2 separate regions of the Homo sapiens genome follow, and region 2 is linked to region 1. Evidence: chromatin loops called from intact Hi-C (ENCODE). Cell type or tissue: endothelial cell of umbilical vein. All regions are shown on one strand. Each heading gives the region's core, and the rest is flanking DNA. Links, peaks and the distances in the headings are about the cores only.

Region 1 (12,364 bases), core at 2,704-10,703:
TGAACAGCAAAGGATCCAATGCTGAGGATTTTCCACTCAAACCAAAGCAAATGGCTGAGAAATGGCAAACAAAAGCAAGTCAGTCTCTGGAAGTATTGAGGAAAGTCCATAGAAATAAACCCATCAAAGAAACTTGAACATGAAGAAGAAAAGTTGGGTTGGTGTAGCCCCTAATTTAGCCAAGCAACTCCAGCAAAGCTCTAACCTGCTTCATCCTGGCTTTTAGGGGAGGAAGGTTCAAATCCCAGCTCCTCCATCTAGTAGCTGTTGTGATCTATGGCAGTGTCTGAATCTCACTGACCTCTGGTCTCTAGCAGACAAAACGGGAAAGATAACACCTACTGCAAGGGCTATGATGAGAAAGAAGTGAGATAAACACTGAAACTCTCCATTGCTGCATGCTTACTGTATGTTAGGCACACGATGTCTCACTTAAGCTCATTACATCAAGTCATCGCCATTATCGTTGCCATCAGGATGTGTAGAAGCCCGCACATACAAGAGAAACTAAGTTAATGATAAGTGTGATGGTGTCATTTATGGCATCACTATCATTTCTATTACAGGTGATGTGCACACCTCACAGTCCTGGGGTAGGTGGAAGCTTCTCTGAATCACATTATCAACCATCTCGGGAAGCCTGCCGTGAACAATTCCATGACACAAGAATCATCCTCTAAAACATATATAGGCTTTCTTGTCCTTATTCTCTAACCCTTGAATATATTAAGCAGTTTGAAATGAAAATGGATTGTCCTTGTTTTGTAAGCAGATTTGAATATTTTTCTTCCATATCTATTACCTCTCACACAGTGCTTGCCCAAGTACTGGGCATGTTAATATCTCATAAATAAATTTTGTATAAAATAAGTTTACTGTGTTTTCCCATTCGAAAAGCAATTTAGGCTAGTTATAATGAGCTTGGAACCTATAGGCAGGCAGGAAGTGGAAATAAGCTCTGAAGGGCGGTGGGCAGTGCTAAGTTGTTCAAGGGTCTTTGGAAATCAAAATGCAAATCCCAACCTGCAAACTATATGACTGGAGGGGTGGCTGCTTTCTTCACAAAACCCCAGCAAGCTGGAACACGTGACTTATTTGGTTTTCAGCTACATCTTGCTCTGCTCAGCATGACCTGGGCCTAGCAGAGCAACTGGCAGAAAGGAGATATTTGGTCTGAGCTAACCTCCCCAGCCCAGGCTGAGTCCAGAAATGCTGGGAGCAGGGGAGCTTCTGGTTGCCATAAGAATCTGAATGTGACACTGGCAATTCATGAGTAAGAGGTCACTATGTGAGGGACAGTCCTACACACCCAAATGCCAAGAATGCTGCCCATGGAGAAATACCACGGTTAGTGAAAGTGGCAGTAAAAGGAAACCAGTTGCCCGGGTGCAGCGGCTCACACCTGTAATCTCAGCACTTTGGGAGGCTGAGGTGGGTAGAACCCAAGGTCAAGAGATCATGACCATTCTGGCCAACATGGTGAAACACCATCTCTACTAAAAATACAAAAATTAGCCAGGTGCGGTGGTGCATGCCTGTTAATCCCAGCTACTCAGGAGGCTGAGGCAGGAGAATTGCTTGAACCAGGGAGGCAGAAGTTGCAGTGAGCCGAGATCTCACCACTGCACTCTGACCTAGTAACGGAGTGAGATTCCATCTCAAAAAAAAAAAAAAAAGAAAGAAAGAAACCAGTTAGAAAGCAATGTGCTTGACAGTAAAACAGAGTTCCATGTGTATGAATGCACGGAGTGAGTCTGGAAGATCTTACAGCCCCAAAAGTTAATGGTGGTAACCCTCTGGGCAATGGAATTAGGGGAGCTTCAGAGTGATTTTTTTTCACTTGGCAAATCTCTATTGTAATTATTTTTCCTGCAAAGATGTTTTGTGATGCATATGATGTGATAAACAAGAAAATAAAGATTGTATTTACTTTCAGATTTTTTTTTCCCTAAAGATAGGTATTATTTGTAAAGACAGTTGAACTATTGAAGGAAGAAATGACTGAATGGAGTGCTTAATGATTAATGGAGTAATGGATCCACTGAGGGGAACCCTTTTTAGGGGCAGCAGCACCCTCATCCTTCTCCTCATGCTTGAACTCCCTGGGATCTGGAGGGACATAAAGAGTCCTTTATCTTTCTCCAGGTCCCACCAAGTCTCCGAGTTTCTGCAGGTGGCTTGTTAGTCACAGAAGTGCAGGTGAAATGGAGAAAGCTGCTTATCAGCCTGGGCCAGTGCAGATGCTATCACTGAGGTCCAGAGCCACACAAGAGCCTCAGTCTGACCTGTGTTTCTCTCCTGTTCCCCCTAAGATCCCCCCACGGCCATCTGATAAGACACATTTAGCTGTCTAGTTTGCATGGTCCTGACAATTTTCATTCAAAACATATGCAAATACTGAGGGCAGGTTGCTGAGGACAGAGGTTGTGGTGAAATGCTTCTAAACTTTTAACCAAATCATTCTATTAACCCCAAGAAGAGGAGCCTTTGATTTAGGCCTCAATTTGCATCAAAAGGACAGTTAGGCCTCTGTTCATTTCTACCTCCATCTGGCGGCTTATCTCCTCTCTGGGAAAGGGGAATTAGCAACGAGACACAGTGACTTTCCCAGAAGCACTGGGCTTGTTGACTCCTGGCGAGGTGGCCACTAAAGCCCCCTTCACTCACCAGCTGGGCCCTGTATGAGATGGAGCCTGGGCAGGCTCCAGGCAGGTTCCCAAGCCACAGGCCATTGGTCAGAGTCTGCACTTGCCAGAAGCAGTGGCAGGGTCAGCTGGGCGGGCAAGGCATTAGCAAAAAGTGCTGCACTAATCCAGCTGATGAATGAACGCTCTGAAAACAGCACCTTTGGAGTGGTAACTGGATACCTTACCAAGGGAAGCAGGTGATCTCCAGGAAGGCCACAGGGAATTCTGCAGAGGCATTTCCTGCTTCCTCACCCAGGCCTGGTGGTCTCAGGCTACCTTCTTCTAAATCCCAGACAGAACATCTGTTCAGACCAGTGGTCCTGGTGGCACCTGCTTCATGGGCACACAATTTGTACAGTCACATGGGGACCTATGTTTACAAGAACTCTGTCCCCAGTTTAATGCTCTGCTGTTGCTGTCTTGAAATTCCTAATAATCTTTTTTTAAAAGGAACTCCAGATTTTTAGTTCGCACTGGGCCCCATGAACTATATAGCCAATCCTAGACCTGGGTTACAGCATGGCACTGACACGGTCCTCCGCAGTCCTGGGGAAGGCTGAGGTAGCTGCTGCGCCTGAATTTGGCATTCAAGGCCTTTTCCAGCTTAGTTTTCTGACTGCCTTTCCAGTTATCCCCATATCCCACACTCTTGGGAACATGTCACCTTCTGCCAAAGATTCTGCCCCGCTCCTCCCTGCCTTTGCGCTTCTTATTCCCTGTGAGTGGTTAACCTGTCCCTCTTATATCCGTGCAGACCCTCTCTCAGATTTCTTGACCACAGAGGAGAATCTTTTTCTTCCTGAAGATTTTTTTTGACAACCTGCAGGCAGAGTTAGTGGCTCCATCTTCTTGACACCTCCGGTTGGAGCTCTTAGTGAATTCCAGAATGATCGTGCATCTGTCTCCAACGAGTCTTATTAAAAGTATTTAACAACAGGTATGGTAAAAGCACCAAACAATCAGAGCCAGTGGACGGAGGCCAGGCACAGCCCTGGAGCAGTGTCGCTGCTGGATTTGGGGAATCAGGGTGCCCTCAGGGCCCTGAGTAGGCGCTGTATACCAATCATTAAGGAGTATTTCAACTTTGAAAAGCAGGTCCCACTCTCCGGGTGTGGCCTGGCTGACTGGAGAGCGCCCCACTCCACCATGACCCTCAGCAGGGGTCGTGTGTGGTTCCTCTGTCTGTCCTGGTGTCTAAGACAGGGCTTGGCCAGAGTCAGTGCTCAGAAAAGGAGGATGGATGGGCTGGGGAAAGTCTATGATAATGGGTTTCTTCCTGGCATCCTTCACAGAGGGAGGGAATGATGAGACTGTTTGGAAAATCTGGAGACATTCGTCTCTCCAGTTTTCCCCAAGGGCCCTTCTCAGCTAATGAACCCAGCATATTGCAAAGTGTCCTGCAGTGACTGGGAGAAAACAAAAGGAAAAGGAAGCAGTCCCAGGCCACACGCATCCACACAAGACACATAAACACATGTTCACACACAAGCATGCCCAGTATGCGTGCAAACTTGTGTGTACATACCACTCAAACCCACCACATACTACACACACCACATACTCCCCAATACACCCTCATGCCTCCTAAAGCCAGGAGCAACCCATGGGAGCCAGCATGTGGGCCAGGTGGGCATCTGTGCTGGGTTAGGAGAATGGCCAGGGGGTGGGGGCTGCATGGATGCTCTAGAGGGAGAGAGGCCGTGGTGCTGGGAGGATCTGGAGAGGAAGAGAGGAGGGAGGCCAAGGGCACAAAGGAGAGAATGGGGCAGCAAGGCTTCATCTGGCTGGGGCAGAGAATGGGTCTTAGGAGGCCAGGAAGAAGGAAGGTACAGACAGGCAGGTTCTTGTAGGGGGAGGAAGGAGGAGACTCACGTGTGGAGAACCTTCTGCGTGTCAGGCATACGCTAGAGGTACTGCAGGTATCATCCCTGCTAATTCTTATACCTACCCCATGAGGTAGATGTACATCCCTCACTGCAAGGGGGATGATCCTCCTATTTCACAAATCAGGCTCAGACCGATGAAGTGACCCGCCCAGGGCTCCACAGCTGAGGAATGGAGCCCAGGTGTAGACCCAGGTCTGCAGGATTCCAAATCCCCTGTTATGTCCCCGTTGCTGTCCATCTGGTAAAAAGGTGTGTCTTTTGGCCTTTATTCCCACCTGCGCTGGGCCACACTTCTTGTCTTCCTAAAGGATGCACCTGAGCAGCCCATCCTCCCATCTTACATTTCCATGAACTCTAGCTGGGAAAGCATGGGCACTCGATGCAGGGCAGGGGATCGAGGCCAGCCCCCGGCTTCTCAGCCTCAGCACTACTGACAGTTGCAGCCAGATCATTCTTCATTATGAGGAGCTGCCCTGTGCCTTGTAAGATGTTTAGCATCTGTCTTAGTCCATTCGGCTGCAATACAAAAACATATTCGGCTGCAATACAAAAACCATATAGCTGGTGGCTTCTAAACAACAGAAATGTATTTCTCCCAGTTCTGGAGGCTAGAGGTCTGAGATCAGGGTGCCAGCATGGTCAGGTTCCCACGAGGGCCCTCTTCGGGGTTGCAAACTGCTGACTTCTCTTTGTATCCATACGTGGTGGAGAGAGAAAGAGAACACTCTGGCCCCTTCTTACAAGGGTACTAGTCCCAGTTATGAGGGCTCCTTCTCATGACTTAATCACCTTCCAAAGGCCCCACCTCCTAATACCATCACATGAGGGGTTGTTAGGTTTTCAACACAGGAATTTTGGGGGGACACAAGCATTCAGTCCCTAGCAACAGCATCCTTGGCTTCTACCCACTAGATGCAAGTAGCACCTTCCCTTTTCTAAACACCCAGTTGTGACAACCAAAAATTTCTCTAGACATTGCCAAATGTCCCCTGGAGGGAAATTCACTCTCAGTTGAGAACTGCTGGGCTGGATAGATAGCTGGTTGGGAGGACGCAGAGGGGATTTCCAAGTCTTTGGCTCCTTCTACAAAGATTTGTCAGCTCTCAGATAAGCACCTGTCCTTCTGGCCTAGGTGCTGATGAGTCAGGCCCAGTGGCAGGGGCTGGACAACATGACCTCTGGAGGGCCTTCTGCATGGGCGCAGCAGATCTGGCAGGGGGCCAGTCCCGCCCTCCCCCAGGGGTGACTGGGGCCCCATAGAGATACTTTGTCCAACAGCTCCCTTCCACCAGTATCCCCAGGACATGCAGACCCAAGGGCCAATTATAAAAATGAAAAATCCAGGTCTCGGCCTCAAATGAGTAGTTTCCTTTGGCACTTTGATTCTCTTGTAATAAGCGCCTAGTCACCAAGGAATCCCAGGAATGTGGCCTTGATAATGAAAATAGGCGCCTGGCCCAGAGGGGCCCACTCACTGGACTGGCAGGCAGGCCTCAGCAGGTAGCCTCCAAATCTCAAGCAGCAATTCCCCTGCTGGGCAGGGGCACTTGATGAAATTGGCTGTCCCCACTCGGCCCTGGGACTGTTTCCACATCCCTGTTTCCAGCTGCCTGGCTGCAGCACCCGCCTCCTGAAGAAAGCAAGAATCCTTATGAATGTCTGGCTCCGTATCAGGAAAAACAAAACATAACCCAGCCTCCAACCTAACATTTTTTGATTGTTTACTCTTTCATTTAATATCCCAACAATGATACTATTATTATCCCCATTTTACAGACAAAGGAGTTGAGGCACAGAGAGGTTAAGTCACTTGCACAAAGACTCTACTCTGGAAAGTAGAGTTGCTGAGATCTGAACCTGGGCAGCTGTCTTTGGAGTTGGTGCTCTTAAGAATTGCACTTCTGGGATTACAGGTTTGAGCCACTGAGGCGGGTGGATCACCTGAAGTCAGGAGTTCGAGACCAGCCTGACCAGCACGGTGAAACCCTGTCTCTACTAAAAATACAAAAATTAGCCAGGCGTGGTGGCAGGTGCCTGTAATCCCAGCTACTCGGGAGGCTGAGGCAGGAGAATCGCTTGAACCCAGGAGGAGGAGGTTGCAGTGAGCCAAGATCATGCCATTGCACTCCAGCCTGGGCGATAGAGCAAGATGCCATCTCATAAAAAAACAAAACAACAGACCTCAGTGTGTGACGTTCCCCTTCCTGTGTCCAAGTGTTCTCATTGTTCAATTCCCACCTATGAGTGAGAACATGCGGTGTTTGGCTTTTTGTCCTTGCGATAGTTTGCTGAGAATGATGGTTTCCAGCTTCATCCATGTCCCTACAAAGGACATGAACTCATCCTTTTTTATGGCTGCATAGTATTCCATGGTGTATATGTGTCACATTTTCTTAATCCAGTCTATCATTGTTGGACATTTGGGTTGGTTCCAAGCTTAAAGTATAATAAATATATGTATATTTATTATACTTTATACATTACATAAATATATGTTATATTTTACATTATACATAAATATATATGTCATATATATGTGCATATATATGTATATATGTATATATGTCATATATATGTGCATATATATGTATATATGTATATATATGTCATATATATGTGCATATATATGTATATATGTATATATATGTCATATATATGTGCATATATATGTATATATGTGTATATATATGTATATATGTGTGTATATATGTATATATGTGTGTGTGTGTGTATATATATATATATATATATATATATATATATATATATATATAAAACAAAACTAAACAAAACTGCACTTCTACTGCAAAGTGACCAAGGTATTTGGGCCCCCAGGGCTAAAACCTTACTATATCCTGTGAAAAACAAGGATCTTGGAGGAATTGAGGAAGAAGAAGTGCTACTTGCCTGGCCTGGTCAGGGAAGCCCACCTTCTTTGGGGCTCCTCCTGAGGCCCTGAATCTTTTGTTTTACTACAAAACAGCGTGTCCCAATTTCAGGATGCCAATCCCCAGAAATCAGTAGAATGAGGTGGTTTAGGGCACCGGCTTGAGTCCCGAGGGACTAGAGATGCAGGACCACCTCTGCTAGCCAATGTGTGCCAACAGGCGAGTGACTGAACACATCAGCGTCCTCATCTATAAAGTGGAGAGAACAGTACCGACTTCATAGCATCGTGACACTTAACGAGAGAGTGAACATGAAGCCTGGTGTCCGGGAGATCTGCAGACATCTTGACTACTATTTTGGCGAATGATGTGGGGGATCACCTAATGCCCTTGGAAGTGAGATGCTACCGCGTCACCTAGGGCAGGTTGTCAAACTTCTCTGGTATTCAGTTGGCTCACCTGTAAAATAGAGGCAAGAAGGAGATCCCATTTCAGGGCCCAGGGCTGGAAGTGGAATATGCAGGGAGCGTCAGCGGGTGAGGATGGCAAGAGCAAAGGCTCAGAGGTGAAAACAGCATTGGCTGGCTCAGGATTCCAGGCAGTTCAGGATACTCAGAGAGGGCAGCAGTTGGGCACTCGTGAGAGCTGAGACTACGAGATGGGCAGGCTCCAATTTTGAGGATGAAATCCTCTCCTGGCTTCTGAAGCGCAGGGACGTTGGAGGGACAAGAGGTTCTGACATCAGCTGAAATGATTATTGACTGTGCCCTTTTGTTCCCAGCACGCCTGGGGCTTACAGCTGGGTTTTCAGAGGACTGAAGGTTAGCAGAGGGAAGGAAACAGCTTGACTGGGCTGGGAGGAAGATAATTCGAGGGTGCAAGGCCCCAGGGCAGTACCTCCTCCTCCTCCCCTGTACCCTGGTCCCTTCTCACACACACACACACCATTATGTGGCACTTACAGTGGGCTGATTGTGAGCGCCAAGGTCCCAGGGCAGGGGCTGGGCTGGAGCAAAATTCTCCTAATAATAACCTCTCTCCATTAAGGGCTTGCTACACACCTGCCGCGAGGCTAAGGACTTCCCCAGCTTTATCTCACTTAATCCTTACCAGGGCTCTGCAAGGTATGGATGATGCTCCCTCTTTCATGAGGAACTAAGGTTCAGAGAGGCTGAGCACTCTGCTCAAGGTCACACAGCTGCCAAGTGGCAAACCAGGGTCCAGCCACGGGTGATCCAATCCCAAGGCCTTCACTAGTGTGCTCTCTGTAGCTCTTTCAAAGGGCTGTTCCCCTTAAACAGGCGATGGAAGTAGGGTGGGAACCCCCCAAACCTCCTTTTCGAGCTCCCTTAAGAGTTGATCCCTTTTCAGGTCCAGTTAGTTCAACATTTAAGTGAGTGATTTCCATAAACACTGTTTTTTAAGTTCAGTCCTCTAAGATATGTCACCTATTTGAAGATACACCATTGGTTTAATGATGACTTTCAGAGAGGAAATATAAAGGAAGAGCACATTAGCGTAATGTGCTCTGATTTCTCCCACTTTACATCATGGGAACACGAGCATCTTAGAATGGAGGAGATGTTGGATCAGACTCTGTTAAACACCAGCGACAAAAATACGAAGAATGAGACTCATGGGAAAATTCATGCTCCAGCTGTTCTTTCAAATAGCCAATACATTTGGTATCTACTTTTTATTAAAATGTCATTTACATAGAGTGTAATCCACACATATTAACAGAGTTCTTTCATATGTCTACACCCACACAGTCACCATCTCTTCATTGAATATTTATTAAGCACTATTTTTCAAAGGCCAGAAATACAATTAGGAGCATCATTGGCAAGGTCTCCTCCCTCAATGCAGTGGAAAGTGCCGGGAGGCAGAAGGATGAAGTACACAAAGACCTCCACAAAATTATTGCAATTGTGCTGGTATAATGAGAAAACCAAGCAGTGTGCAGAGATCAAGAAGAAAGAAAAGGAGCCTGCATTTTAAATAGGGTGGTCAGGGATAGTCTCTCTTGTGCAGGAAGCTGGAACCTGAAAAATCAAAGTGTGGTATCCCCAGGAAAAAACATCCCAGGCAGAGAGAACAGAAAGTGTGCAGTTGCTGAGAAGGCAGAGAGCTGACGCTGGAGAAGACTTGTGTAACTGGTGGACATGGGCAATGGTGAGAAGCACCTAGAGAGACGGGCATTGGCCAAGTCAGCCGGATACGTGGGGGCATTGGGATTTGCTTCTCTGCCAGGTGTGTGCCATAGGGGCATTGGTGTTACGGGCAGGAGATCAGAGAAGACTTCATTAGGTGGTCACTTCCCACTGCCAGGTCAGCTGGACATGGGAAGGGCATTCCAGGGAGGGCACCGTGTGTCTGAGGGCACAGTGGTAGAAAGTAAGGATGCTTGTTCAACTGCCTCCCCAGGGCCCTACCTGGCTGGAACCTAGAGGAAAAGGGGACACAGAGGGGAGCCGGGTGGGAAGGGTGACCAGTGACGCAGAAGAGGCACCCACAGACCTGTCCCTCGTGGGTGCTAAGGGAGTTCAGATATTATCCAGAAAGCAGTGCGTCAAAAAGATCCTCCATGCAGTATGTACAGTGAATTGGAGACATCACAGACGTGGCATAGGATTAGGCCCTAGAGGCACCAGGGGGTCTCTGAAAACTGCAGTGGATGGGTCTCCTGTGAGCATCGCAGTGTGTACAAAGAGTCCCATAGCACTTGTGTCTGTTCCTGCTGCCCTATTTGAGGAAAGGTACTGTGTTTTATTTTGAGATCCATGGTGCCTGGACATAGCAGGTGCTCAGGAATAACTGAATGAGTGGATTACCATCTCACATGTGCTGTTACCATCCCCTCTCCCCAGTCCATCCCCAGTCGCAGTGTCTCCTCCCTGAAAGCACTCAACACCCCAGATGCCCAGCCCACCCCCACCTCACCCAGGTGTACAAAAAACCCTTACTGGCCACAGCATTTAGACACACTTCTGCTCAAATCTTGGCTCTGTTGCATACTTGCAAGGTAGTGAACCTCTCTGACGCTCAATTTTCCTATTCTCTTAAGTGGGGGTAATAATAGTGGGAACTCCCAGAGTTGTGGAGAAGATTCGACAAGTGAATGCACACTTCCTGGCCACAGCGAGATCTTGTTAGGAAAGAAAGTTGCCAGGGTGAGCTGTAGGCCTTCCCTGTCCAGTCCTGGCCTCCCACTGCCACCCATAACAGAACAGAATCCACCGGAAAGGCAGAAGCACAGGCTGTGGACATTGGTATATGATATCTCTGTCTCCTGTGTCTAGTACTACAGGCTGGCAGTTTTTCCAAAACTGGTATTAATCTGCAAATCAATCCAAGTGATATAATAAGAATGAGACTATCTATACACCCCAGAAGCCAGGACTCAATCAAATCCTTCTATTTTTGAAAGAAGCCCTCTGAGCAACTTTTCTTAGGACTATATTAAGACTAACAGGCTGGTCACTCCTCACCATCACCTCCCACAAGTCCTTGAAAGCCTCCCTGACCTGAGGTGCGTGATCCAAGATGTGTGGGTCTTCCTTGGGCCAGTAGCGGGGCCCAGGGCTGAGCTGCGGTCACCAGAGATCCAGAGGTGGGAGAGAAGCTGGATCCTCACATGGCTTCTGCATACAAGTCACATGAAGTGTCAAGTGATGGACTGTTGCTAAAACCCTCAAAGCTGAATCCCCAGCTCATCCAAATACATGTGCACATTAGAGAGAGGGACATTTAAGCATCCTTTGGGATGAGAGAGGCAGGGTTTAAATACCAACCTTGTCCCTTATTTGCCACCTGATTTTGGAGTATCAGTTGGGATTAAGGTAATGTGCAAATTAAAAGAGGCACCAAATAATAGTGACTAAGTAAGATAGAAATAAATGTCTGACGGGCAGCAGTCTATGACTGATGTGGCAGTCCTTAGTGCCAGGAACCCGGGCTCTGCCTTGCATAGATCTTTCCAAAGATCTTGCCCTTCACAGAGCACGATAGCTGCTGAAACTCCAGCCCTTATGCTCACATTCTAGCAGGCAGAAAGAAGTAAGGAACAAGAAAGGGGAAATCTTCGCCTCCTAGCTCCTTTTAAGGATACTTCCTGGAACCGTATACATCATCTCAACCCAAACCCCATTGGCCAATCTTAATCACATGACCACACATGGATGCAAGAGAGCTTAGGAAAGGTCATTATTCTGGTTAGCCATGTGTCCAGATAAGAATCAGAGAGTCTAGTCCTAAGGAATAGGGAAGATCATCTATTGAGGGACAGCTGGCAGCCTCTGCCACCATGGGGCAAAATCACATCCTCTCTGATCTCTGCTTTTTTAATCTGTAAAATGGGATTAATAATAGTATTCATAGGGTCATTACGAGAATTAGCTGAGATTCTGTAATGTGCCAAGCACATTGCCTGGACTATGGTGAGTGCTCACTATCTTTCAAGAGATACTCACCTTATTGAGTCATGACTCACACCTTTGAATATCTGCAATAAGAACCAGCAGAATTGCTCTTTCAAAACTCATCTCAGGCTGATTTAATGTTGTGTTATCTTAATGGCAATACCTGGTTTGCAAGAGGGAAAGAGAAGGAACTCACGGAGGCATCACTGCTGGGTTGTCATTATCCCTCTTTTACAGATCAGCACGGTGAGATGCACAAATGTAAAGGACAGATGGAAGGTTACCTAGTTAAAAGAAAAAGCTACACTTTGAGCCTGGTCTTCTCTCAAGCCTGGGCACCTAACACTGCATTATACTGCCACTCTTCTGTGAATACCATGGGCAAGCATCCTTGTGCCCAGGAGATCCCAACGGGAAAGACTTGTCTTGGAAGACCATGTTTCATGCTGCAGGAACTTTCATAGCCAACCCTGTGGGCTCTA
Region 2 (12,364 bases), core at 2,097-10,096, 69 kb before region 1:
CATCCTGGCAGATGGGAGAGCTTGAAAGAATGTCAGCAAGGCGGGGATGCAGGGAGTGAGGGGGAACCCAGGGTGAGATGAGGCTGGAGAGGGAGCAGGGGCCAACCATGCTATGCAGAGGGTTACATTCTCTCTCCTGATGCCTGTAGGAAGCCACTGAAGGGTGTTAAGCAGGTGACGAATGGGAGGTAGTGGGTGGTATGCTCATAATTGGAGTTTAAAAAGGTGATCCTGGCTTCACAATGGAGAACAGATTGGACAGGAGGAAAGAATAGATATGAGAAGTCCAGTTGGGAGTGTATTGCAGTCATCCATGGGGAAGATGATGGGGCCTTGTTTAACATGTTGGCAGAAGAGATGGAAATGACATTACAGAAATGTTTAGAAGTAGAATCAGCACAGACTCCGTGATAGGTGACACCTGGTGATGGAAGAATGGGATGCTAAGCATGGCCTATATGATCTCATTTAATTGTGAGAGCCTTGGAAACAATTCATATTCCCATTGTATGCCTGAGGAAATTGAGACTCAGAAAGACTCAGGGTTGGACTCCAGATTACTCAGCTGGGAAATGGCTGGGCCTTATGCCTTATAAACCAAAAAGTATCTGAGACAGATCTCAATCAGTTCAGAGGTTTATTTTGCCAAGGTTGAGAACACAATGGGGAAAAAGAGACACAAGCCACAGTCGGATCTGTGGCCCTATTTCTTCCAAAGAGAATTTTGAGGGCTTTGATATTTAAAGGGGAAAATGGGTAGGATGAGAAAGGGGAAAGAGAAAATAAAGGGAGGATATGGTCACATTCCACACGTTGTAGTGAAAAGGAGGGGGTAGAGGAAATAGTCAATTATATGTTTGTCTCATGCTCAGTAAATCTGCACTTTACATAAGATAAAGTAAACATGGAGTAGAGGAAGCAGTCAATCAAATGCACATTTGTCTTGGGATGGGGAGTGGGGACAATTTCTAGTCTCCTCTTGTCCCATACCCATGAAGATAAGCTGTTGATTTACATTGTCAGGGTGAGGAAGGCCTTCTGTGGAGACATGCAACCTTCTATCTGTAGCTATCAGTTTAGAAACAAAAGCAAAGGCAGGTCTTTTTGTTTTTTGTTTTTGCTTTTGTTTTTTGTTTTTGTTTTTGTTTTGTTCATGACTCAGATTCCAGGATGAGCCCTTTCCCTTTGGCACAGTGAATTTGGGGCCCTGAGATCTTATTTTCCTCTCACAGCCTTCTATTCCTCCATATTGTTTCTAGGGTTGCATAGGACATTTGCTTAGAAACTCCTCTCCCTACATCTTGTTATCTATCCCCTCCATTCTTGAGACTACCTCGAATGGTTTGCCATGTTTGTTTTCCAATCTGCCTCTCCCACTAGACCGAGCTTGTTGAGGCCTGCAGTTGTGTCTAGTTTGCCTCTGTTCTGCAAGTGCTTAGTTCCGTGCCTGGCTCACAATGAGATTACTTGCTGAGTGATTGAGAAACTTTCACCAGTCTCCGAAAGAAGACAGACATTTAGAGGGCAGGGTGGTTTAAATTTTTCTCACTGGCCTAATTCTCTCTTGTACCCAGACCACAGTTTTGGGATTTAGGCCGGAATGCCCAAAAAGGACTTTTAAGAAGGAACTGGAAGTTTCTAGAAACCTAGTGTGGCCAAAACAAAACAAACAAACAAACAAACAAAAAACAGGCTTTAGAATCATGAGGCTCTGGATCTAAATCCTAGCTCCTCAATTAATGAGGTGTGCATCCTCGAGTTACTTATCCTCTGTAACTCTTCAGTGTCCTCATGCATAAAATGAGGATAATTTGAGTAGCTGTATTTAGTTAATAGGGCTGTTGGGAGGATTGCATTTGATCTGTGCAAAGGGCTTGGCACATTAATATATAAATTTCCTGTTTTTGTAGAAAAGAAGGATAAGAATGCTTATGGCTAGCCAAGAAAGTGGATGGGGCTGGGAATTTGTCTCCACTTGACCTTAAAGTTTCCCTCACTTACTGACTCCTCTTCTTGTGGTTTATTCTGGAAGGAGGAAAGAGGAAGTTGGCTCTCTGGGGGTCCTCAACAAGCTGACAGATGTCCCCTAAGGCAGCTTTCAACAGAGAGCTCTTTATTATTATTATTATTATTATTATTCTTTGTGATTTACAGTGTGTGTCTACGAGCCTCTGGGCACAATCATGGAGCAGGAATGGAACTAATAAATTGGATCTGTTTCCAGCTTAATTCATGGCTCTGACAAAATTAGAAATGGAGACAGATGGGAGAGCCTAAACACAAAAAGTGTCCCTAAGCCTAGGTTCTCAGGTGCACGAGACAGCAGGCAGAACACTCTCCGGCTAGAACTGCAGTTGGTGCAAGACAGATCACATAGATGGAGGAGAGGAGACTGTGGACACCCCAGAAAGCCACAAATCTTTCCATTCCAAAACTGTTTGACTTAGGGATCCAGGCCTCTGGGATAATATACGCATGGGTTCAAATCCCAGCTGCACTGCCTATTTCTATAAGCTCGAGCAAGTGGCTGAAGATCACACAGCTGGCTATTGCAGTACTGGCTTCAGATGCAAGTCTGATCCCAAACCTGTGGCTTTTAACCATTATATGTACTATGTTGTTTATGAACATAGTTTGTCATATTATGATTGCACAACTGTGAATTAATTCCTTCAAATCAATACATTGTATTCGGAAGGAACTCAAGAAATACATGCTGAAAGTTTTGCTTAGATTATTTTCCCCCTGAAATTCCCTTGCTCCCTCAATTCCCAACCACAAAACAATTATAATGATCACTGGAAAAAGCATTTTAGAGAAATGCGTCTTAAGATCTTCATGAATTACTAAATTCACAATGTAAAGATAGATATCCTGGCTGTCTCTCAACTCTTATTTTCTTCCAAAGCCATGAGCTCTCTGGGCAAACCCTCATGTCATGTATTAACTGCTGCCTGTTCTTTTCCATTATCCTAGGCCCACTTGTCACAAACTAACAGGATGTTGATTTCCCTAGTGGCTCCATAGGTGCTGCAGGGTCAAGTGGGGGTGAAATGGGAGAGTGGGCAGTGGTGGGGCTCCCTCCCTTCCCCCATCCCAAGGGCAGCAGGATTCAAATTCTCACGTCAGCCAGGTGCCAACTGGCCAGGCCACTCATTAACCTTTGGGGTGCTTTCCCATAGTCAAAGCCAGCACAAAGCCAGCAAATGCCAGGAGCCCGCCACAGTATTGCAAGTCCCCCAAGGGCCATTCCTCCACCAAGGCCAGGCCCCATCCTTGTTGGGTCACAAGCACCCTCTTAACATTTCCAGGCTTATATTTTATCATAGTCAATTTATTATTATTATTATTATTATTATTATTATATATTTTTGCGATGGGGTCTCACTCACACCCAGACTGGAGTGCAGTGGAGTCATCATGGCCCACTGAAGTCTCAGCCTCCTGGGTTCAAGTGATCCTCCCACCTCAGCCTCCCGAGTAACTGGGACCACAGGTGCGCACCACCAAGCCCAGCTAATTTTTTTAGTTTTAAAATTTTTATAGAGATGAGGTCTTCCCATGTTGCCCAGGCTGGTCAATTTGTTTCTTTTAATGGAAATTAATCCTAGTTACAAAACCAAAACCATCATGGAAGTCTCAGAAAAGCACTCAAAAAGAAAAACAAAAACATTACTGGTAATCTCTCCACTCAAGGAATGTAACTGCTAACATTTTATTTCAAAACCTTCAGTCATTTCCCCCCTTTTGTTGTACAGCTTTTGAAAAAGGATTTTGCGTCCAAATGTTCTTAGGTTTAAGAAAAGGGGAGAAAAAAGTACTAATGTTATCCTTCCCAGAAAGAACTCGAGTAATCCCTATTATGTAAACTCTTTCAAAGAAACAGTCTGTTCAATACAGTTGCTAAGTCGTTTGTTGCTATAGCAATACTTGGCCCTAGAGCGCCATAAACAACCATCCTGACTCTAGCCTCCAAACACAAGGCCCCATTATCTCCCTCAGAGCTCTTCGAGGAGCTCATTTTGCCAAAGCTATTCATTTAAATTAGTAACTCCCTTCTTAATCACTTGAATTGCTTGTGCTTCACACCAAGTCACACTAGGGGGCTAAAAAAGCAGTTAGGGCAATATATTGGGATGCAGAGAGTTGGGGTCAGTATGCCTTTGATTGCGCAGATCTTTCCTTCTGGTGCTCTTCCTCAGCCGCTCTCACAGTCTGCCGTCTTGGATGCTGGCCACCCAGGGCAAAGCAAGGTTAGGCTAGGTGCTTCTGGGTGCAATGCCATTATAGTGAAAATTCTGGCAACACCATATTTAACCAATCCCAGGTAACTTTGTTGCATTAAAAGAACTAAAAAAATCAGAGAACATTCTGGAAAGCTCTTTGTAATGTTATATTACAGCTGCAGAATATCGTAACTGAAGGAAGATGTTCTAAGTGCTCAATATGTATTATTTAATTTGATTCTGGCAACAACCTTGTGGATTCAGCCAGCATTTCTCCTTGGTTTTACAGATGAAACAGTGGGGGCTTAGAGGTATTAAGTGACTTGCCCAAGGTCCCTGACTAGAAAGTGGTAGAGGCAGTTGGTTTCAAACCCATGCTGTGTACTTCACTCAGAGCCTGTTCTCTTGACCTTTATGTTACATTGCCTTGCAGCAAATGGATAGACATGTGTGGAGCTCTGACTCGTTGCACAAAATACAAGGGATTTAACATGCATTGTCTAAATGCTGTGATTGGTCTGGATAGACGTTATCACTTACATTGGTAGGTAGGGGAGCTAAGACCCAGAGATGTGGTGCTCCCAGGGTTGGCCAGCCAGCTGAGGTATAGAGGATTTGAACTCACCTCCCCCTGCTTCAAAGTGCTTCTTCCTCTACACAGCATAATTTTGTACCTAGAAATCACTAAGCCTAATGCTCTCTTTTTACAGATGAGGAAACTGAGGCCTGAAAATATTAAATGGCTTGCCCAAGGTCATTTCTCAAGGTCTAGAGCATACCTCCCTGCAGCCTGACAAGGAAGATGGAAGAGAATTCATCTGTGCTAAGCTGTTCTGGTATGCAAATGGCCCCTTTGCATTCATCTGAGTCCCAGGGGTGTCTGCAAAAGCAACTGCACTTGAAGAGTGTCTGTTTAATGTGAGATGATAGTGGAATCTTCAACCACTTCTACTGTGAGCTGGGCCATCTCGTCTCCCTAACCTGGCTTTGTCAAGCTGTGTATGCAGAGAAATCCACACTGGAAGTGCAGCATCTGGTGGGTACCCCGGGGGAAGAATGACATCTCTAATGTTTGGTCCCATTTGTTACTCCTACTCCATCCCTGCTGATGGCTGTGGCTCCTGTCGAACAGCCCTCCAATGTCCTCTTGTTACATCTTCTGGGCACTGCTTTCTCCCTGTGCCCCTTTCAGGCCTAGAGAGAGCAATGGTGCCCTACTGTTTTTAGCCTTGGGGTGGGGGGAGGGGCTTCCTCATAACTTTCTCCTTTATCCAGTCTTGCCCACACCATGGTAAATTGTCTCTTTAATAAATTACCCAATTTGAGCGTGCCCTCTCTTTTCTGCTGGGACAGTGACTGAGTCACTCCTCCAGTATTCCCTGATTCATCACCCCATTTATTTTCTTCCTGATACTTACCACAATCAGGAAGTGTTTCATTTATTATATATTTGCTTTTTATTGCCTTTCTGTCCTCCAGAATGTGAGCTTCAAGAGGATCTAGAAGCTCACTGGTTGATTATCTAAAGTCCGGATGACCACATTCACAGCCCAGCTGTGACAATTTACTGCAAAGCCTGTAAAATGACTCATTGCAACTGAGTTGGTGGCTCAGTTGGTGGCTGCCTCAACTGAACAGTCCCTTCCAAAGCTCTTTTCAGGGTGAGAGTAAAGGTTATATTTCAACTCCACACCCTTAGGCCCTGGATGCTATTTCTTTTTCTGGATTTTTCCTGGATAATTTCCACTGCAACAATGATGATGGTCAGGACCACGGTGATCATCTTGCTGAGCTCACATTCATTTCAGCCAAGAATTTGCATCCACCTACTGTGGGGCTGGATGGTGCTGTGGCTTCCAGGAAGGGGAACCCATCGCAGATGGATGCTCTCTACCTGCCTGGGCACTTTTTGAGGAACTGAGTGAAACTTCCATTTGCCTGATAAAAAGAAACAAAAACCCACCCATGGGTTCATCCAAATAATGTGTCAAAGGCTATTCAGGAGGAGCTCTGGGCTCTGTTTATTTGGTGTGCCCTCCCCTCCCATCTCCTCCCACTTTCTTCTCTTCCCTTCCTTTCTCTCTCTTTCTCTTTCTTCTCTCTCTTTTTTCTTTTTTGGAATAGGTGTGCTGAGGTTGGCAATCAGATGGGCAAAACAGAGCAGTTTTTGCAGGTAGAACAGCCCCTGGCTGCTTTCATAACACTCACAAGAGAGCAATGATCCTGGCAGGTACTTTTGACATTTAGGGCCTGCTTGGTACAGTTCTTACTGCTCAGCTCTTCATCATAGCTGAAAAAGCCCTCCAAGACACTGCCTGCTTGCCAGCCTCTCTCTCACACCTCTCCAGCCTACCCAGCCAGCCATCTGCCAGTCCCCAAATACACCAGCTTGCTTCATGTGGCTCTGCTTTTGCCTTCAATGCTTTCCTTGCCTGCTCTTTTCCCCTTGTCTCCTGGCTGAATGCCACTTATTCTTATTCTTCCAGACACAGATACAGTCGGTGTCTCACTGAGGTTCTCAAATACTTGCTCCTCAAAGTGTGGTCCTTGGCAGGTGCCAGTTTGCAAACCCTCTCCACAATGAAAGAAGTACAGTAACAGCAATTTGACAGAGTGATTTTATGACAGTGGAATCTAGTAATCATAAATTTGTGCTATTATTTCGTGTTCTGTTTATTTTTATACTAATTCACATTTTATTTATTTTACAAAACTGTTGGTATGTTTGGGGACAGAGAAACAAAATAAAAATTTTGTATATTATTGTTATACAAAAATCAGTATATCAAAGGGATACTGCACCCCCCTGTTTATCGCAATACTTATTCACAGTAGCAAAGACATGAAATCAACATAAGTGTCCATCAACAGACAATTGGATACAGAAAATATAGTATATTTTTCCAATGGAATACTATTTTGCCATAAAAAAGAATGAAATCATTGCAACAAAATGGATGGAAGTGGAGGTTATTACGTTAAGTGAAATAAGCCAGGCACAAAAAGACAAATATCGCATGTTCTCACTCATATGTAAGAGCTTAAAAAGCTGATCTCAGGGCGGTACAGAATAGAAAAACGGTTATCAGAGAACTATCCCGGGAAGGATTTGGGTGTAAGTCGGGGGTTGGTTACTGGGTAGAAACATACAGTTAGATAGAAGGAATAAGCTATAACATTTGACAGTAGAGTAGGGTGACTATAGTTAACAGCAATGTATTGCACGCTTGAAAGTAGCTGGAAGAGAGGACTTGGATTGTTCCCAACACATAGAAATGATAAATGCTTGTGGTGACAGATATCCTAGACACTCTGGTTTGATCACTGCACATTCTATGCATGTAACAAAATATCACATATCCCATGTCAATATGTACAAATATTATGCATCCATTTTTGAAAAGCAGAGTTTGTGCTCCCCACAGCTCGTTTATGAAATGCTGCTCCAAGGTTAAAGTTCCATATTCTTAGCTTTGCTTGATTGCCCCCAACTACTGCCCAGCTTCACTTTCCTCCCCATGTCTCCTTTGCACAACGTCCCCGCTCCCAACGGCTCCCTGACTTGAACATTCATGCCTGCTACCTCTTCTACTGGGCAGCTCTTCCATCCTTTCTCTGTTTAGAGAGAAAGTGCTCCTTGGTGCTCCCCAGCCTTCTAGGGCAGCTCAAATGCAACTTGCTCGGCCAGGTCCTCCAAACACACCCTCATCTGACTTAAGGCACTGCTTGCACTCCTGTAGCACCCTGCTATACCTTTGTTCTCAGCACTTGGGCCCAATCTGAGAGGTTGCTGGGAGTCCCACTGTCGAATGCTGGACCCCCTTATCCTCCTGATTATAGGCTTCATGAAGACAGGTGTCATTATACTATCTTGGGCATTACCATCTCCCTGGTTTCCATATCTAACTCATAGTACATGCTCAACAAACATGTTTTAGGCTCCTTTGATGACTGAGGAAATGAATAAATGACAAAACCCAAAATCAGCAACTGTTTTAGTGAATTACCTGACTGCCTCTATATCGAGTTGCTTATTTCATCTTCTTGACCCCTCTGGGGCCTCAATAAACCTTTTTTTTTCAATAATTTCTTCCAATATATCTTCTCAAAAAGTGTGGCTTTGCTATCAAGGAGAGCTGAGTTTAAATTCCAGTTGCTCTACCAACCAGCTGTGTCACCTTAGGCAAGTCATTTGAACCCTCTGAGCCTTAGTTTTTCTCACCTGTAAGATGGATATATAAAAACGTACCTCCCAGGATTGTTGGAGAATGAGATGAAATTGCCCAATTATAAACACCAGGCATAGTGCCACAGACTAGATGTCTAATCAACATTAGTTTTTTTCTCCTCTTGTTCTCCCTCCTTTCTCTGTTATGACTTTACAAAGACAAAGGCAATGCCTCATTCATCCTTGTGCCTCTAGAGCCTGATATGCAGCAGGTGCTCAGTACAAGTGTGTTGTGTGAGTAAATATTACCTTATTCAATAAAAGTAATTGTGCCAAGGGATCAATGTTTCCAGTTTCTTAATCCATAAAATGGATATGATAATTTTTATTGTTGAGAGATTTGAATAAAATAATGCATATAAGTGCTTGGCACAATACCTGGTTTGCTAATTGCTAATTGTTATTATCAGTAATAATGATAATGTATCAGATGGTATCCCCAAATTCTAAACACCAATTTCATTTCAAATAAATTGAACAAACAAAACAATGAACAGTGGCCAGGGTGGACTTCTTTCCAGAGGTATAGTGAAGGGGTGTCAATCCAATCTTGACACAGCTCAGATAATATATAAAGCAAATCTGTATGTAGTCAGGAGTGACAGCAGGGGATGCTGTTTCCTTAATAAAGAGGCAGCCAACTTGCAGCAGCTCCCAGCAGCTCTGATGCAGCATTTGAGAGCTCAGTTCACTTGGAAGCTAAAAGGGCAATAAGTTTCTTGTGGCAGGAACTGTGTAAGTACTGAACAGAAATCTATTGACTGACACTCCACAGTTTGGAACCCTGAATATTCTTTTTGTCTTTGGCTGGTTTTTGGACTGTGGGCTAGTCACTTGCGCTCTCTTGCATTACCAGCATAAAGGGAAGTCGTCCATATTTATGGATGAAAGGAGAGAAGCAAAGAAATAGAACCCTAATATCTCAAGGGACCCTTTGACTGCATTTGAATTCGGCTTCTCTCACCAAGCTGTACTGAGGGGGAGGGAGGAAGGAGAGGAGGAGGAGTGCTGAGGCTGCTTCGGGCTGTCTTTTTCTAATTCCTCTGCCCACAGGTGCATTAAAAAATGCACAGTAGTCATTCAGGAGCAGGTTGTTCAGTTTCCATGTAGTTGAGCGGTTTTGAGTGAGTTTCTTAATCCTGAGTTCTAGTTTGATTGCACTGTGGTCTGAGAGACAGTTTGTTATAATTTCTGTTCTTTTACATTTGCTGAGGAGAGCTTTACTTCCAACTATGTGGTCAATTTTGGAATAGGTGTGGTGTGGTACTGAAAAAAATGTATATTCTGTGGATTTGGGGTGGAGAGTTCTGTAGATGTCTATTAGGTCCGCTTGGTGCAGAGCTGAGTTCAATTCCTGGGTATCCTTGTTAACTTTCTGTCTCGTTGATCTGTCTAATGTTGACAGCGGGGTGTTAAAGTCTCCCATTATTATTGTGTGAATGGGCAAAAACTGGAAGCATTCCCTTTGAAAACTGGCACAAGACAGGGATGCCCTCTCTCACCACTCCTATTCAACATAGTGTTGGAAGTTCTGGCCAGGGCAATTAGGCAGGAGAAGGAAATAAAGGGTATTCAATTAGGGAAAGAGGAAGTCAAATTGTCCCTGTTTGCAGACGACATGATTGTATATCTAGAAAGCCCCATTGTCTCAGCCCAAAATCTCCTTAAGCTGATAAGCAACTTCAGCAAAGTCTCAGGATACAAAATCAATGTACAAAAATCACAAGCATTCTTATACACCAATAACAGACAAACAGAGAGCCAAATCATGAGTGAACTCCCATTCACAATTGCTTCAAAGAGAATAAAATACCTAGGAATCCAACTTACAAGGGATGTGAAGGACCTCTTCAAGGAGAACTGCAAACCACTGCTCAATGAAATAAAAGAGGATACAAAGAAATGGAAGAACATTCCATGCTCATGGGTAGGAAGAATCAATATCGTGAAAATGGCCATACTGCCCAAGGTAATTTATAGATTCAATGCCATCCCCATCAAGCTACCAATGACTTTCTTCACAGAATTGGAAAAAACTACTTTAAAGTTCATATGGAACCAAAAAAGAGCCCACATCACCAAGTCAATCCTAAGCCAAAAGAACAAAGCTGGAGGCATCACGCTACCTGACTTCAAACTATACTATAAGGCTACAGTAACCAAAACAGCATGGTACTGGTACCAAAACAGAGATATAGATCAATGGAACAGAACAGAGCCCTCAGAAATAACGCCGCATATCTACAACTATCTGATCTTTGACAAACCTGAGAAAAACAAGCAATGGGGAAAGGATTCCCTATTTAATAAATGGTGCTGGGAAAACTGGCTAGCCATATGTAGAAAGCTGAAACTGGATACCTTCCTTACACCTTAAACAAAAATTAATTCAAGATGGATTAAAGACTTAAATGTTAGACCTAAAACCATAAAAACCCTAGAAGAAAACCTAGGCATCACCATTCAGGACACAGGCATGAGCAAGGACTTCATGTCTAAAACACCAAAAGCAATGGCAACAAAAGTCAGAATTGACAAATGGGATCTAATTAAACTAAAGAGCTTCTGCACAGCAAAAGACACTACCATCAGAGTGAACAGGCAACCTACAAAATGGGAGAACATTTTCACAACCTACTCATCTGACAAAGGGCTAATATCCAGAATCTACAATGAACTCAAACAAATTTACAAGAAAAAAACAACCCCATCCAAAAGTGGGCAAAGGATATGAACAGACACTTCTCAAAAGAAGACATTTATGCAGCCAAAAAACACATGAAAAAATGCTCACCATCACTGGCCATCAGAGAAATGCAAATCAAAACCACAATGACATACCATCTCATAGCAGTTAGAATGGCAATCCTTAAAAAGTCAGGAAACAACAGGTGCTGGAGAGGATATGGAGAAATAGGAATACTTTTACACTGTTGGCGGGACTGTAAACTAGTTCAACCATTGTGGAAGTCAGTGTGGCGATTCCTCAGAGATCTAGAACTAGAAATACCATTTGACACAGCCATCCCATTACTGGACACATACCCAAAGGACTATAAATCATGCTGCTATAAAGACACATGCACATGTATGTTTGTTGCGGCACTGTTCACAATAGCAAAGACTTGGAACCAATCCAAATGTCCAACAACGATAGACTGGATTAAAAAAATGTGGCACATATACACCATGGAATACTATGCAGCCATAAAATATGATGAGTTCATGTCCTTTGTAGGGACATGGATGAAATTGGAAATCATCATTCTCAGTAAACTATCGCAAGGACAAAAAACCAAACACCGCATGTTCTCACTCATAGGTGGGAATTGAACAATGAGAACGCATGGACACAGGAAGGGGAACATCACACTCTGGGGACTGTTGTGGGGTGGGGGGAGGGGGGAGGGATAGCATTAGGAGATATACCTAATGCTAAATGATGAGTTAATGGGTGCAGCACACCAGCATGGCACATGTATACACATGTAACTTACCTGCACATGGTGCACATATACCCTAAAACTTAAAGTATAATAAAAAAAATAGCAGTTGATCTTCCTGTGGAAATTGTTTTCCAATCTGTATGAATTGAATGGCTCAACTAAATAAATGAAGAAAAATGAAAAAAAAATTCACAAAGACCCCCTATAAGCTAGCAGCAGCTTTCTAGAGCACATCTGCTCTTCATCAGGGTGACTTTCTTTCTCAGGTGGGAATGTTTTCCTGGTTGCTACAAGGCTTAGCCTTGGCCCTGTCCCTATGATTATTAATAACTTAGAGACAGACATAGGAGCTCATTTATCAAGTCTAATGATGCACAATATCTGGTCATCCCTCTCTGATGTCAACATCCTTGACACCTCCTCCAGAAGCCCTCCCTGGTCCTCTGGTCTAGTTTAAGTGCCCC

What was found. Peaks named below come from ENCODE experiments on the same cell type or tissue, not always from the same donor. Only the 100,000 strongest peaks of a DNase experiment are listed, where the experiment ranks them.
Region 2: it touches region 1 in a loop (5-fold over the local background); 3 of 110 quality-filtered maps call a loop at or near these places.

The regions. Positions count from the first base shown.
Region 1 is chr5:170,144,911-170,157,274 of GRCh38, reverse strand. No RefSeq gene overlaps it. Among named protein-coding and RNA genes, the nearest start is that of FOXI1, 45 kb to the right of the region's middle. RefSeq lists an enhancer at 2,218-2,748. In endothelial cell of umbilical vein, for the core only: no CTCF peak of the experiment used is centred there; a DNase peak (open chromatin) is centred at 5,954; H3K27ac peaks cover 1,731 bases.
Region 2 is chr5:170,213,155-170,225,518 of GRCh38, reverse strand. No RefSeq gene overlaps it. Among named protein-coding and RNA genes, the nearest start is that of C5orf58, 14 kb to the left of the region's middle. RefSeq lists an enhancer at 4,946-6,145 and a silencer at 8,980-9,274. In endothelial cell of umbilical vein, for the core only: a CTCF peak has its summit at 9,059; DNase peaks (open chromatin) are centred at 5,638 and 9,078; H3K27ac peaks cover 1,700 bases.